Regions from separate parts of the Homo sapiens genome. Here region 1 is linked to region 2. A link is a loop called in an ENCODE intact Hi-C map of the cell type or tissue named here. Cell type or tissue: endothelial cell of umbilical vein. All regions are shown on one strand. Links, peaks and the distances in the headings refer to the core of each region. The heading gives the core; the rest is flanking DNA.

What was found. Peaks named below come from ENCODE experiments on the same cell type or tissue, not always from the same donor. Only the 100,000 strongest peaks of a DNase experiment are listed, where the experiment ranks them.
Region 1: a loop joins it to region 2, with 3 times the contacts of the local background. A loop is called at or near these places in 15 of 110 quality-filtered maps.

Annotation. Positions count from the first base shown.
Region 1 is chr1:171,796,936-171,805,271 of GRCh38, forward strand. METTL13 (methyltransferase 13, eEF1A N-terminus and K55) reads left to right here. Exons shown (of 8, transcript NM_015935.5): 8 at 1-781. It also overlaps the pseudogene RPS15P3. Among named protein-coding and RNA genes, the nearest start is that of METTL13, 19 kb to the left of the region's middle. In endothelial cell of umbilical vein, for the core only: a CTCF peak has its summit at 4,667 (motif pointing right); DNase peaks (open chromatin) are centred at 2,466 and 4,676.
Region 2 is chr1:171,652,084-171,660,419 of GRCh38, forward strand. It overlaps MYOC (myocilin), which reads right to left and starts at 605. Exons shown (of 3, transcript NM_000261.2): 1 at 1-605. The coding sequence starts at 528. In endothelial cell of umbilical vein, for the core only: a CTCF peak has its summit at 3,589 (motif pointing right); DNase peaks (open chromatin) are centred at 3,188 and 3,508; H3K27ac peaks cover 1,210 bases; H3K27me3 peaks cover 469 bases.

The DNA of each region.
Region 1 (8,336 bases), core at 7-8,006, 140 kb after region 2:
CTTCCCATCTTGTCCTCTTCAGTACCACTTGGGTTGGTTTGTCTTTGCTTCCTACACCACGTCCTTGAGTGGAGTTCCCTGCTGAAGCCCCTAGCACACACTGCATGCCTTAACAAGTGTGTGCAAGCCCCTCAGAACTCAAGACATCCAAATTTTATTGCGTCTCTACTTATACTGGTTTGCTTTTGATTTATTCCTCTATTAGTTCTATAGGAGTGATCTCAAGTGAGATAGCAGAGCAAGATGCCAAAAGACCATAAATAGAGTAAGGTTTCTATAGATGTGAGACAGATTTGAGAGAGCATTTACTCTGTCTCCCTGTGGATGAAACTGCTGCTGAAATGGTTCCAATTTTTAGGAATCTGCTTACCCACTTCATTATTTGACAGCTTTCCTTGGTGACCCAAACCTTGTAGCCTAAGCCATTTGTCTTTTTCTCAGTGGAGGGAGTGTATGGACCTGGCCCCATGGCTTTGCATGTTAGAGACCTGGCAGACTAAAGTCTCTAGTGTTTGTTTGCTCACATTTGCTGAGTGACAGCTATGTGCCAGACTGCATAAAGGGTGGTGGCAGAAGTGAAAATGTTTAAGAATGACCAAAAACATTAGTAATGAAAGTTAATGTGTTCCAGGCATTCTTCTAAGTGGTTTACATGCACTGTCTCATTTAATCTGAGATAAAGGATACTTAAGCCCAAACTATATCTAAACCCAAATCTCACTTGGCTGGAAACATCAATCTTAACCATTTATTCAGAACCATTAAACCAATGATTCCAAGACTGGCTTGAATTTTGTCTTTCCTAATTATACCGAGGTTGACTTAATGAGCAGTGCCATGGAAAATAGGCATTGTCACCATTCACCACCTGGCTCTTCTTTCCACAGGCCCTTTAAAAATGGACCCTGACCTTTCAGTTGAAGCATACAGATGCTCTTCAGCCTACGATGGGGTTATATCCTGATAAATCCATCATAAGTAGAAAATGCATTTAATACCCTGATAACCCATTGTAAACTTGAAAAATTGTAAGTCAGAGACTGTCTGTATTTCAGTTAGGTTGTCATCCTTAGAAAGTAGTGTCAGTCTGTTAAGGAGAGGAGGGAGTGCAGAGAAGTGTTTTTAGATCTTACCCATTAGAAATACTTGGTTCTCTTTCTTTAGGAGGGGATCTTCCCCTGGAACCCCGTAACGGGAAGATTATCCCTCATGTCAGGTCTGTGTACCCCAGAGGACCTTACTTGGCAAGTCCTTTCTTTTTTCTTCCTTGTTTTTGAGACAAGGTCTCTGTCACCCAGGCTGGAGTGCATTGGCACCATCACGGCTCACCGCAGCCTTGACCTTTTGGGCTCAGATGATCCTCCCAACTCTCAGCCTTCCAGGTAGCTGGGACTACAGCATGTACCACCATACCTGGCTCATTTTTTGTAGAGACATCCACCTGCCTTGGCCTCCCAAAGTGTTGAGATTACAGGCATGAGCCACTGTGCCTGGCCACTCTATTTTTTTTTTTTCTCTTGAGCTTGTGCAGTGTCAGGATGGGTTATGGAGGCCCAGGGTCTGAGTCAGAGGAGCTCATCTGCCTGTCCTTGGTCAGATCACCCTCATGCTGTGCAGAGTTTGGAGCAGCACATTTGGGTGGCATGGCCAAGCTCTAGGCGTTATCAGAATAAGGTCTCAGTTAAATCTTAGGGGCAATGGTCTACAGAGGCACGAATTTACATGTCGCTTCCCACATTTGGAGGTGGGAAGAGACACTCATGGGTGATGATTATCAAGACTTAAGTATAAAAGAAGAAGGAAATTGGTTATGTGCTGAAGGCTGGAGAAAGACCAAGGGACAGAAGTGAGGCAGTTTTCGGCTTAATTTCCTACAAATGAAATTTGTACCAACGAAGACCAGTGTGTTCACCAGAACACTTGGTGGCTGCAGCCTGCTTACTCAAACCCTAGTCTGACTCCCCTCTGGAGCTTGCTGGATTGTGAGGAAAGTGGTGTGTGTACAGACAGCCATTGGCCTGAATCCCATCTTTTCCACTGGAGAGCTTTTCACTTTTGCCTTAATGACAAGCAAATGGTTCCTTATGGGAATTTTGCCTAACTTTAGGGGTGAGCGCTCTAGAGGAGGGGGGAGGGTTAGAAGCTTCAATGCCTACCAGACCAAGCAAGTAACAAATATGTGGAGTGAGTGAGCCAGGTATAAAACAAAAAGGCTAGGATGAGACCTGTGGCAAACCAGAGAATAAATATCCCCTCTAAAGGCAGCGGCTGTCCCAGCTGAGCTGTCTTGCAGGAGCACTGTCTTAGCATAGCTAGGTCTTTAAGAGAAGCCAGAAATCTCGTGCGTGTGTGCGTGTGTGTGTGTGTGTGTGTGTGTGTGTGTTGACATTAAAATGTTGGCCAATCAGTATACATTTTCAAGTTATAATCTATTTTGCATAGAGAGATTATAGGGGAGATAGCCTATGGAATTCCTGAGAATCTGGCATGCACCCAGCTTCTGAGTACAAAACAAGGAGCAAGCTGATAGCAATGAGTTACAAAAGTCTGGAAAAGTCTTATCTATGACCTCAATTTTCTTTAATGGCTACAGCTGAGTGGGGATGGTCCCATCATCCTTGGGAGAGTGTACAATTTAGCTTCCCAGGACTATCAGAGAACTGAATGAGAATAAATCACATGACAGTTTGTGCCCTCGCCCCTCCCCCCATCCTAAAAAAGTTCTGTGACAATGTAAAATTGGTAAGCCTGCCTATTGCCCTTCTCTGCCTTTTTGCCCTTGTCCCTCACCAATTTTTCAGTGTGTGCCTCCAGTCTTCTGTCATGGCTGCCTGCTAACTGGGCCTCTTCTCTAAGTCTGTCTTCTTATGGATTGGGTAGACCAGTAGTTATTTTTTTTTTTTTTTTGAGACAGGGTCTCACTCTGTTGTCCAGACTGGAGTGAAGTGGTATGATTTTGGCTCACTGCCACCTCTGCCTCCCAGGCTCAAGCAGTCCTCTTGCCTCAGCCTCCTGAGTAGCTGGGACTATAGGCGCACACCACCATGCCCAGCTCATTTTTGTGTTATTGGTAGTGACAGGGTTTCACCATGTTGTCCAGGCTGGTCTCGAACTGCTGGGCTCAAGCAATCTGCCTGCCTTGGCCTCCCAAAGTGCTAGGATTACAGATATGAGCCACAGTGCCTGGCAGAACCAGCAGTTATTCTCAGCTGCACATTGGAGTCATTGGATATGGTAAGCAGAATAATGTTCTCCCAAAGATGTCCATGTCCTAATCCTTGCAACCTATGAATGTTATGTTACACTACACAACAAAGGGAAATTAATGTAGCAGATGGATTTGATGTTGCTAATGAGCTGTCTTTAAAATAGGGAGATTATTCTGAGTAATCAGATACAGACACTGGGTGGACTCCACGTAATCTCAAGGGTCTTAAAATGTGGAAGAGGCAGGCAGAAGACTCAGTGTCAAGAGTGAAGCAATGTGAGGAAGACTCACCAGTCATTGCTGGCTTTGAAGACCATAGGCCACTAGCTAAGGAACATGGGCAGCCTCTAGAAGCTGGAGAAGGTAAGAAAACTAGAGCTTCCCTAGAGCTTCCAGCAGGGAGTGCAACTCTACCAATACCTTCAATGTAGCTCAGTGAGACCCATTTTGGACTCCTGATACGGAACTATAAGATAAGAATTTGTGTTGTTTTAAGCCGCTAAATTTGTAGTAACTTTACAGCAGCCATAGAAATTGAATATATCTGGGAAGCTTTAAAAAAATGCCTAGGCCTGGCCCCACCCCCACAGACTCTGATTTAATTGGTCTGGGGTGCAGCCTGTGCATAAGAATTTTAAAAAAGCTTTCCAGGTGATGGATGCTGTTTTGCAGCCAAAATTGAGGACCCCTGGAGAAGAGGTTCTGTGGATGGATATGTCACAAGGTAAGGAGGAAGGAATTGCCAGCTAGTCTCATTAATGACTGCTGGCTTAGCTCTGAAATGCAAACATCAGCAGTCACTTGGTAATTGGAACATACTCCCCTCCGACCTTCACATTAGCCCACACCTTAGCTCTTTGCCCTTTGAGTGATGGCAGTAGTGTGAGGAGTCAGCTTGTTGCATTGGACGATTTCCTCCATGGGGCACAGCAGCCTCACTCCCTGCTATAATTGGGCCCTGAGTGTACCTCCTAAGGACTGCTTAATAAAGCTCAAAGTCTAGTAAACCATAAGTCATACAGTTTCCCTCTTGTGGCTTGTCTTGCCATTTGATTCCTGCAGATTTGTTAACAGCTAAATGGTCGATAATAAAAACCATTAAGTTGGATTTTTCTTTTTTATATACCCAACTGGCATTTTTTTGGAGAGGTTGTTCTGTGCCAGACACTGTGCTTGTGTTGATAAAAAGAGGAAAGATAGCTTCTGCTCACCAACTAGCTGGGGAGAACAAATTACACAGCACGTGGATGACTTCAGCAACCACCTGTGCATAAAGTGTAAGGGCAGCATACAAGATGGTCAGATGTTTGCTTAGAGTCTTCTTAGATCCTCTTGCTAGGCAGACAAAAAAATCCAGCCTCAATAAAAACTGCCCCCTTAAAGTGACTGAAGGCTGGACTCATGGTTTTGTTTTTCTAGCCCACGTCTCACTTGGTTCCTGTGCTTCCCACTAGATGGCACTAGAAATCACATTTAAGTGCTTGGGTGGCTGTAAAAAATTCTTGGGAACCTGGCACTTCCAGGGGCTCTTTCACCTGAGCCGTATTTCCTGTGTCTTTCTCTGGTCAATGAAGACAGACTTCTACTTTACTTGTTGTTCTCTTGCTTCACCTAGTACCCTATGCCCTCTGCTCTTCCACCATCACCTGTTTCCTGTCCATGCACATGGAGACAGCACCATTTTCTCCAGTGGTGGAAGCCTGTATAAGGCAGAGATCCTTTTACCCCTACATCCCTGATTTTAGAAGTAATGGCAGGAAATACAGCAATGGAATAATGCTAGTAAGACATGAAGCTCGTGGCACATAAGAAGAAAAAAATGTAACAACATGCATCTGGGCCTGAGCTGGTATGTCTTCAAGTTTTCTGCCAAGATGTAAGTCATTTTTATCATAGTAGTAAATTGGTAGATAAATGTTGGTAGAAGTAAAATTTGATTGAAATAATGGATTTTTTAATGCAAACCTGTCTGTAGTGGGTTGAATAGTGGCTCTAAAAAGAAATATCTAAGTCTTAAACTCCAGAACCTATGAATGTGAGCTTATTTGGAAAAAGGGCCTTTGCAGATGTAATTAAGAATCTCAAGCTGAGATTATATTGGATTGGAGTGGACCTTAAATCCAATGATAAGGACTTAGAATGGAAGGGGAAATGAGACAAGGGAGATGGGAGAAGGACATATGAAGACAGAGGCAGATTGGCGAGACATCCCCGCAAGCCAAAGAACAGCAAGGATTGCTAGCAGCTACCAGAAGCTAGGAAAGAGGCAAGGAATGATTCTCCCTCAGAGCCTCCAGAGGGACCCACCTCCTGACACTTTGCAGACTTCTGGCCTTTACAGTTGTGAGAGAATAAATGTCAGTTGTCTTAAGCCATCAAGTTTGTGGTAATTTGTTTCAGCAGCCTTGGGGAATGAATATATAGCCGAAAAGGGCTTTGTTTGTGCCACCCCACAGAACCAGAGAACCATTAATGCTAGTCTCATTAATGACTGCTGGCTTAGCTCTGAAATGCAAACATCAGCAGTCACTTGGTAATTGGAGTATATTCCCCTCCCACCTTCACACTAGCCCACACCTTAGCTCCTTGCCCTTTGAGTGGATGGCAGTAGTGTGAGGAGTTTGGCCTCCCAAAGTGCATGGGCTCTGGGCCACATGCTACCCCAGATGTGTTTAACCTTCACCAGACATTTTAAATAAAATCTATCGATTAGAAAATCGTTTTATACAAAATCTATAAAATTTCTGGATTCTTTTGAGAATTTAGAAGCTCCTGTGATGACAGGCCCATGTTCATACTTGGCTGGAACTGGCAAGCATCTTTGCCTTGTGGATGGGTGGTGTTTGCCACAGTCCCCACTGCTCTCATCTGTGTGTTTCCTGCATTTATGTTACATGCCTGGTCCTGCAGGCATTTGAGCTTGTAGCTCCTACATATTTAGCAGGACAGGTAGGCTGGGAGACACAGTCCCTTCTTTAGAACAAGGGGAAAGGAGTCCCTGGTTTTGTAGTCAGTAGTTCTGGGCGTTTTTTGTTATATAGCAGCACAGCTTAGAAGGTGGTTTCAAAATCCGGTTGCACAACAAAACCATCTGGGGTCCATTTCCTATATACTGATTCTGGACCATATCCCAGACCTACTATGTCAGAATCTTGGGTGTGTGTGTGTGTGGGGTGGGGTGGGGGAGTGATGGAGTAGGACAGAGGTAGAGCCAAGGAATCTGCATTTTTAAAACTCTCAAGCAATTCTGATAATAAACAGGCCTAGAAATAGCTGCCATAGGATATTATCTTTTAGCACTGAAAAGGGAGGCAGTTTGGGTTTTTCTTTCACTGGAGATCTTTGAGGCATGTTGTTTTAAAAAAAAGTCAAGATGGCAGAAGTGGAGCAGAAAAAGCAGCAAAGCAGAAGAAGCAGACCTTCTGCAAGTTCACCTCCTGTGGCGTGCACCCCGACCCACTGCTGGACTTGTCATGCGAGCAGCGAATGAAGCTGCACCGTGGCCTGTGGCAGAAGCAGCACTCGCTGCTGAAGCGCCTGCGCAAGGGCAAGAAGTGGGCACTGCCTATGCAGAAGCTGGAGGTGGTGAACGCGCACCTGCAGGATATGATCATCCTGCCCGAGATGGGAGACAAGACGGTGGGTAGCATGGTGGGCGTCTACAATGGCAAGGCCTTCAACCAAGTGGAGGGCAAGCCCGAGAGGATTGGCCATTACCTCGATCACCTACAAGCTCGTGAAGCACTGCCCGGCCAGGCATCAGAGCCACCCACTCTTCCTGCTTCACCACCCTCAAGGATTCTGCTCAGCCAGTAAAGGCACACACACTTCTTAAATAAATAAATAAATAACAAAATGTCTTTTCTCATGGAAATGTGAATGATTGCAATATTTTGTGGAGCTAAGGGTTTTAATTAGTCAGATTCGTTCTATTTATGAAACCAAGAAACTTGGTTTCTATCTACAAACCAAGAGTGGCAAACCAAGATTGGTTCTTTAATGAAGGCATAAAACAAACACCTAATCAATATAGTGATATCTTTTATTTATCTAGGCAAGATGGTACAATACTCTGCAGGGCCCCTTCAGCACATAAACAAGTCCTATAGCCCATCTTCTCTGTTTATTCTCATAAAAGCTGGAAATAGTTATTTCAGAGTTGTAGATTAAATCTCAGCTGAACCAGTACTATGCCTACAACATGGTACAGCACTCTGCAGGGCCCCTTTAGCATGTCAACAAATCCTATAGCCCACCTGGGTTCTGTTGAGATTTAATCTATAACTCTGAAAAAAGCTGGAAATAATGATTTCCAGCTTTTATTCTCAAAAATAAAGCTTGGATCTCTACCAGTCTTCTGAGGATGCTAATAGACTACCCAGGAAGGAAGAAGGAAATTGTGAGGGTATTTAAAGAAAGTTGTTAGGGGAAATGAAGTTGCTGTTATTTTGGTTAAGGAAGGTTACAATACATTTAATACTACAAAGCATTGCATACAGATTCAACTCATAAGGACTTTATTAAATGATTCTTTTATTCAATAAACATTTGTTGGAGTGCCTACTATGTATCAGGCACCTTTCTATCGCACTAGGAGTACTGTAATGAATAAAGTAATAAATGTCCTTGTTCATAAGCCTTATACTTAATGAAGAAAAATGAAAGGACAGCTTCATTAATGTGTGGCAGGTGCTTTTCGTACGAAGTATGACTGTTATGTAGACTATATTTATTAATTTTTAAGGCTCCTATATTAGCATGTCCTGCAGAGAAAGAAGGCTGAGCCCCCATTGAATGCTATTAATTTGCAGAAGCCTTTAGGTGCAATTTTCAAGTTAAATTTCAGGGGTACCGCTGACTGAATGTTTGCATACCTAGCGCTCTCCTTACCAGAAGAGCTATTTTCTCATGGCTACCACAGCATCTACTTCCCTATAGGAGAATAAATAAGCCCCAGGCCATTTGAAAAATGGACCACAGAAAAATTTCCTACAAAGGGCCCTCTGGATGGGCTAGGCCACTCAACCCATTTTCTAGTTATCACGTGGCAGATCTAGGACTTACCCCAACCCAAGGCTGGTGATGTGACTCTTAAACATTTTGCCTCTCCTGGAATAGCACAGTTATG
Region 2 (8,336 bases), core at 110-8,109:
CTCCTGGCTGCTGCTTTCCAACCTCCTGGCCAGATTCTCATTTTCTTGCCTTAGTCGCTTCTTCTCTTCCTCCAGAACTGACTTGTCTCGGAGGAGGTTGCTGTAGGCAGTCTCCAACTCTCTGGTTTGGGTTTCCAGCTGGTCCCGCTCCCGCCTCAGGGTGCCCAGCTCCCTCTGCAGCCCCTCCTGGGTCTCCTGGGGCCTGGCAGCCTGGTCCAAGGTCAATTGGTGGAGGAGGCTCTCCAGGGAGCTGAGTCGAGCTTTGGTGGCCTCCAGGTCTAAGCGTTGGGTGCTGCTGTCTCTCTGTAAGTTATGGATGACTGACATGGCCTGGCTCTGCTCTGGGCAGCTGGATTCATTGGGACTGGCCACACTGAAGGTATACTGGCATCGGCCACTCTGGTCATTGGCCTTCCTGAGCTGAGCTGTCCTGGCCCCCACATCCCACACCAGGCAGGCCAGAAGCAGCAGCTGGACAGCTGGCATCTCAGGCCCAAAGCTGCAGCAACGTGCACAGAAGAACCTCATTGCAGAGGCTTGGTGAGGCTTCCTCTGGAAAGCTCTGCTGTGCTGAGAGGTGCCTGGATGGGTGGCCTTGCTGGCTCATGCCCGAGCTCCAGAGAGGTTTATATATACTGGGGAGCCAGCCCTTCATGGGGGAAGACAGAGGTGGCCACGTGAGGCTGGGTGGGGCTGTGCACAGGGGGGTTGCCTTCACGCTGCCAGCAAGATTCTTAGAAAATAACCTTCCAGAAGTCTGTTTGGAGTTTCTTTTTAAAAAGAACATCCCAATTTATGCACCCATACCCCAATAATAGTTCCTATATCTCCACCTGGTTTTACACACACACACACACACACACACACGTACACACACTTACACCAGGACTACTGGTGTGCTGATTTCAACAAGGATATATTTCTAGTTTATATTTCCATTCACTCTGCAAACTCATTGAGAACCTGCACTGTGCCAGGCACTATGCTAGGAACTGGAGATCCAAACAAGTCCTTTAAGACGTAGCAGGGACAGAGAAAAATAACAGCCAGCCAGAACACAAGGACAGCACCCTACCAGGCTCCAGGGAGAGCATTCCTATAGAAGCGGCAGATTTCCCCCCTCACCCCTAGCTTTAAAACAACTGTGTATCTTTGGGAGAACTTTCTAATTTCAGTCTTGCATCTCAGGCACCAATGTCAATGTTAGCCTCTAAATCAGTTCTTACTCTGTGTGTGTGCATGCCAAGAACCTCATTGGTGAAATCTGGGGAACTCTTCTCAGAAAGATGTTTTCAAATATATAAAATATAGATTACAAAGGAAACAAATGATAATGAAATATGATTATCAAAATATCAAAATTTTAAACATGTTTTATTAATATGTTAAAAACAAGATCCAGCAGGAGGTCTAATTTCAAAGTAGTTTTGAGTATAAATATTTCACTTACAACGTATCTGCAACAACTGTAATATAGTATAAAATGTCTGTGATTTCTATTGGTAATGACAAAATCACAGGTACTGTTATTACCACTTTGAGTTTATGGCTCTATTCGCAATGGAATAAAATGTTAAATTTAGTTAGAAGGTGGTAAAAACAAAAATGTAATTTTTTCCTCATTCAAATTCACAGGCTTTCTGGACTGTAGGTTAATAATCCCTGCTTTACATTAATAAACCCAAAGAGAAAAAACAAAAAGCAAATGGCAATAGCCAATAAATATACCAAAACTGTCAGAAGTAACTTTAAGCCACTTGAAATAATGATTGCCTTTGAGCAACTTTATGTTGTTAATACCAACAACAGTGTCAATACTTGTGAAGTAAATATTTCCAAACTGCCCTGGCAGACTCACCTCCAGAGTGGAGAAACACAGTTTGCTCTAAAGATTCTATTCTTATTTGATTGGTTCTGCAGTTAAGCCTGAACTTGAGACATTTACAAATGGGTGTTTGTTTACAGCTGACCAAAGGGTACTAGTCTCATTTTCTGAATCAGATAGTAAACATCGCTGAAATGATTTTTCAAAAAACCAATCATATAGTCAGCAAGACCTAGGCTTGAATCTGTTTGGCTTTACTCTTAGGAATGTTTTCTTCCTGTTAAAAGAAACGGGATTGCCCTTGTGCTGCTAACTCCACAGAGAAAAAGAGTTCCTAATAAGGAGAAACTAAGTAATCTTACAGCCTCAGTTACTACCTTGTGACTTGCTCAGAATTACTCAGCTTGTAAAGGAAAAATATAGTATTAGAAATCAGGTCTCCCGACTTCCCTTGAACTGATTTTTTCCCCCCACAATATAGCCCTGCCTCCTAGAACCCAGGATCACGTGGACTATAATCCCTGTGGTCAATTCCCACTGCCCTTGAATGAATCTGTCTTTCTTGCTCATACACTATCCCTCTCTTTTTCTTCTCCTCCCCTGCGCTGCAGGTCACTCCGTGCTGTCAGCAGTCACTGCTGAGCTGCGTGGGGTGCTGGTCAGGGTGAAAAGTTTAACAATCTCTGGCATTTTCCACTTGCTCTGGCCCAGTTTTTGAATGCCAGGCAAAAGCTACCACCAGTTAGTCTCTGCATTCTTTTTGGTTATTGGCAAATGCCATTGTCTATGCTTAGGGAAGGAAAATGTGGCTGTTGGGTTCATTGAGCTTTCCTGAAGCATTGTGGCTCTCGGTCCTGGAGTCTGACGTGATCAGTGAGGACTGATGGAGCACCCAGCTTCTGCCTGCCTTCCTGTCCCCCTCCACCTCCCCTGTGGCTCAGCTGCTCCAGCTCTGCCTCCTTCCCCTCTCAACATCCCCCCTCACAGAGAATCACAGGGAAGTGTTCACAGAACACGAGAGCTGCAAGGGTCTTTATAGCAGAGAAGACTATGGCCCAGGGAAGGAGAGACACTTGCCCACGGTCGCACAGCCAACCAATGGCAGAACCAGAAAGAAAACCGAGTCTCCTGATTCCAAGGTTTTCGACCGTCTTGCATAAGCCAAGTCCACCACAGGGCTGAGTAGTTGCCCAGAAGACATGAAAGAAAAGACTCCAGTCACTTCTTCCGTGAATTAACGGCCTAGGAAATGAGCTCGCTTCCTATATTCCCATTAAATAAAGGCCTTCGTGAAGGAAAACCCATGCACACCCTGGAATTTTAACAGCTGACTTTATGAAACTGCATCCCTTCATGAAATAGACTTCTTCTCCTCCAAGCAGAGAAAAGATAAAAAGGCTCACAGGAAGCAACGGAAAACTCCCAGCCCCGTGAACAACACTGAACATCTGGGCAGCTTCAGCCTTGCCCTTTTCACCTTCCTGCCTTTCAGCACCCGCTCAGCCCCAGCGTCCCCACTCCCTGCAGTCCCCACCTCCTGGAATTCTCCTGGACGTGGAGGCCCCTTTCCCTCTGAGGAAACACTGTCCCCTCCAGATTCTCCGTTAGACTAGTTTCCCTCTCCATTTCCTTTCTGGAGCCTGGAGCCAAGGAGTCTCCAGCTCAGATGCACCAGGACGATTCACGGGAAGCGAGGCAGGCCAGCTGCAGCGCTGTGACTGATGGAGGAGGAGGCTTGGAAGACTCGGGCTTGGGGGCCTCCGGGCACGATGGAGGCAGCAGGGGGCGCTAGGGAGGTGGCCTTGTTAAGGGATGCTGCGCACAATTCTTCAAGATGGTGTTTATTTCCTTTCTTTCAGCACTGGGTTTAAGTTGGCTGGCTATTAATTTTCTTCTGCACGTCTTCCATGAGAAACTGTCACCTCCACGAAGGTAGGGCAGTGACTGCTTTGCTCACCATTTTGTCTCTGGTGTCTGGCAGATATAAGTACTCAATAAATTGTCAATGAATGCCTGGATGAATGAACGAGTCACACAGAAATAGAAAGCAACAGGTCCCTAGAGAGTGATAACAAAACAACCAGTGGCACGGGCTGGCAGGTTGCTCAGGACACCCAGGACCCCGGGTGCTTGCAGGGCTCCCCCAGCTGGAGAGGAAACCTCTGCCGGGGGCTTCAAGGAGTCTCTGGGGTATGCCCTCCTCCCCTATACACACACACAGATGGCCCCAAATGGAACTAGTTTATGTATACTCTTATTTCAGTAACGATGTGGAGGCTTACCACAAAAGCATGGTGAATAAAATGGTAACTTAGCCTGAAAATGAGGATGAGGGAAGAAAGTGATGAGGACCAGTGGTCTGGGACTAGGCAGGCAGCTCATGGCACCATTCCCCATCCCAAGAATCCCTGAAATTATCACAGCTTTTGTCTGTTTCCCTGTTGGTTTAGTAAACCATTCAAGTTATTCCTTATTAAACACTGACCCTTGGCCGGGCGCGGTGACTCATGCCTGTAATCCCAGCACTTTAGGAGGCTGAGGTGGGTGGATCACCTGAGGTCAGGAGTTCAAGACCAGCCGGGCTAATATGGTGAAACCCCATCTCTACTAACAATACAAAAATTAGCCGGGCGTGCGCCTGTAGTCCCAGCTACGCGGGAGGCTGAGACAGGAGAATTGCTTGAACCTGGGAGGCAGAGGTTGCAGTGAGCTCAGGTGTAGAGCATACAGGTAGGTGTAAGACACAGACCCTCACCCTCACGGAGCTTCTGGCTGTAACATCGTGATGCAGAAGTCTAGAGTGGGGAGACTTCCTGTGGAGCGGGATGGGCTGCACAGGGGAGGTGGCATTTGTAATGGGACCTACTGAGATGACACGTTAACAATGGTTGAGGCACTTGGGTTGTAGATGTGGTTGTAGGTCAGACACATCGGGCCTGTGTGTGAGGGCTATGACAGATCATTCTGAAAAAGTTAGGATGGGGACACAGTGATTTCTAATGATTTCTGACCTATCCGGAGCTGGGACACGTTATCCTTGTATGCCTGACTTTATAAAATTGGGACCCATGTCTAAACTGATTATGCATCGCATATTTGTTTTATACTTAAAATGGTTAAAATTCATGATCTTTCAAGAGTTTCTTAAGATTCCTTAAGAAAACTGGCCTTCCTAAAGGCAAATGCCTCAGGGTCCCTGCTGAGGGGCACTGCTGCTTTGAAGGCTCACAATGTTCTGGTTGCCTTTTAACCATGTCTTTTGTTTTGCTCTCAGTTTTTCATATTTCCCTTGAAAGTCCAGGCTTAGCCCAGTCAATTTTTGTGTTCCCTGGTATAGACGGGGAGGTGTTGCGAACATGGTCAACTGCCTAATCACTGTTATGAAAGCTTTCCCAGTCCCCATTTTCCTCCTGCATTTGCGGAATTTTGATTTTGCTGTTATTGTTATGTCCTTTGCTAACATGACCTTCCTGAACTTGCCTCCCCAGAGTGATGCCATCTGGTTTTTAAAATAATAATCCACTTTGGGATCTGATCAGATCATGCTTTTGACGTTTTTCCCATTTTCCCATCAAGCTCACATGGAGGTCTCTTCCCAAGGAACAAATACTTAATTACCAATTTGGAAACATCTTTTTTCTGAGCTGTTTTCCTTATTCATTGATTTTGGTCCTCATCATTTTTTCCTGAAATTAAAAACAAAGGGAAAAGTTTATTTTTCATCATTATTTGCTCTCCTGGCATTTTTCCTTGGGCAAGTGCCCATCTCATTCCTGTTTCTTAGCTCCTGTTTGATGGATTTACCATATTGGATGTGATGTTTCCTGAAGAATAGCTTCTGTCAGGAGCAACATCTGTCACTAAAATAAGAGCAGACACAGCCTGGACACTTGGCTAACGTGGATACTCCTTCTTCCTGATTCTTTATCATCCTGCCAAAGACATACATCCGAATGGAGGCTATACAGTTTATAGGACTTTCACATTGGTTATCTCATTTCATTTCATAATAGCCCTGAGGTAAACTGAACAAAGATCAGAATTCTTCCTTTACAAGTGGAGAAACTGTGGATCAGAATAATTAACTGATTTATTTAAGGTCACATAGATAGTCCATATAGCTATGTGTATGTGTGTGTGTGTGTGTGTGTGTGTGTGTGTGTGTGTGTATAGATATATACACAAACTATATATCTCTCTCTATATACATACGCACATATATACTATATATATGAATATACATATATATATATATATATATATATATATAGAGAGAGAGAGAGAGAGAGAGAGAGAGAGAGAGAGAGAGACAGAGACAGAGACAGAGAGTCAGTCAACCTAAAATGAGCTACAGAGTGACCAACTCCCCAAAACAAAGAGTTTATTCAGGAATAGCAAGGGATTGCGATTCAGGATATGTGTGCTGTGGCAAACCCCAGGTGCATCTGAGGGGTTTGGGCAAGGGCAAGATTTTAAAGGCAAAAAGGAGAAGTCCACATAAACTGTTTTGAAACAAATACTATTGGTTACAGGGACTTATTGCAGGTGGTGACGTTTGTTCATTGGTGGTACTGGCTATGGCTACGAAAGGGTCTTCATAGAAGTGGCTTAACAGGAAAGTTCAGTTGGAAAAGTCTTTTGTCACAGTTCCTGTTATAGGGTATATATGTGTGAGGGCCTTTTGACTCTATTTTCTTGGCCTGTTGACTCTATTTTGTTTTTTGGTTGTTTGTTTGTTTTTTTGAGACGGAGTCTTGCTCTTTCGCCCAGGCTGGAGTGCAGTGGTGCGATCTCAGCTCACTGCAAGCCGCCTCCCAGGTTCACACCATTCTCCTGCCTCAGCCTCCCAAGTAGCTGGGACTACAGGTGCCCGCCAGCATGCCTGGCTAATTTTTTGTATTTTTAGTAGAGACGGGGTTTCATCGTGTTAGCCAGGATGGTCTCGATCTCCTGACCTCGTGATCCACCTGCCTCAGCCTCCCAAAGTGCTGGGATTACAGGCGTGAGCCACCGCGCCAGGCCTCTTGACTCTATTTTGTTAGGATTTGATATAGGTGACTCCATTTTGGTACTGACAATTTTCCCAGTAACTATATATATAGCCGATCATATAGCTGAAATACAGCCTTCTAATGCCATCTAATTTCTAAATATTATGCTGTTGTAGGAAAGCCCTCAAGTATGAACTTTAGGCCGGGCGTGGTGGCTCACGCCTGTAATCCCAGCACTTTGGGAGGCCAAGGTGAGTGGATCACCTGAGGTCAGGAGTTTGAGACCAGCCTGACCAACATGGTGAAACCCTGTCTTTAGTAAAAATACAAAAATTAGCTGGGCGTGGTGACGTGCACCTATAATGCCAGCTACTTGGGAGGCTGAGGCAGGAGAATCATTTGAACCTGGGAGGCGGAGGTTGCAGTGAGCCAAGATTGTGCCACTGTACTCCAGCCTTGGTGGCAGAGCAAGACTCCCATCTAAAAAAAAAAAAAAAAAAAAATAGAATGAACTTTAGACCGGGCGTGGTGGCTCATGCCTGTGATCCTAGCACTCTGGGAGGTCAAGGCAGGCAGATCACCTGAAGTCAGGAGTTTGAGAGCAGCCTGGCCAACATGGCAAAACCCCAACTCTACTAAAAATACAAAAATTAGCCAGACATGGTGGCGGGTGCCTGTAATCCCAACTACTCAGGAGGCTGAGGCAGGAGAATCATTTGAACCCAGGAGGTGGAGGTTGCAGAGAGCCAAGATGGCACCACTGCACTCCAGCCTGGGCGACAGAATGAGACTCCGTCTCAAAAAAAAAAAAAAAAAATTTATGGAGGCTCTTCAGATATTTTTCTTTCACCCAATCTATTTACTAGCAACTTGAGGACTAGATTTGCCCAAACATATGCAGGACATCTGCCTTGGGCTTGCCCTGTGGTGTGGGATTATGTGTCCTATGCTGTACAGGACCAGAGTGGAAACCATGAGCAGCTGTGGGGAGACCCGGTGCTAGTGGAGTCTTGGGCCAACCTGAGGGCAGCTACAGACTCATTCTGAGTCTTTGTGAAGGCTGCTGGCAGTAATCTCCTTTAGGTGCAGCACAGAGCTTCTCCCACCTTACTTCCAAGGTACAGAGTTTCTTTAGGGAAATGTTTCAAGTTTCTTTAGAGAAATGGGAAAGAGTGTGACGGGGGAGGGGGCTTTAGTCCACTGTTGCATTACTATAAAGAAATGCCTGAGGCTGGATAATTTATAAAGAAAAGAGGTTTAATTGGCTCACAGTTCTGTAGGCTGCACAGGAAGCACAGCGCCAGCCTCTGCTTCTGGGGAGGCCTCAGGAGGCTTACACTCATGGCAGAAGGCAAAGAGGGAGCAGGAATCTCACATGGCAGGAGCAGGAGTGAGAGAGAGAGTGGGTTGGGGGGAGGTGCCACACACTTTAAATGACCAGATCATGTGAGAACTCACTATCCCTAAGAGCACCAAGCCATGAGGGATCCACACCCATGACCCAAACACCTCCTTGTGTA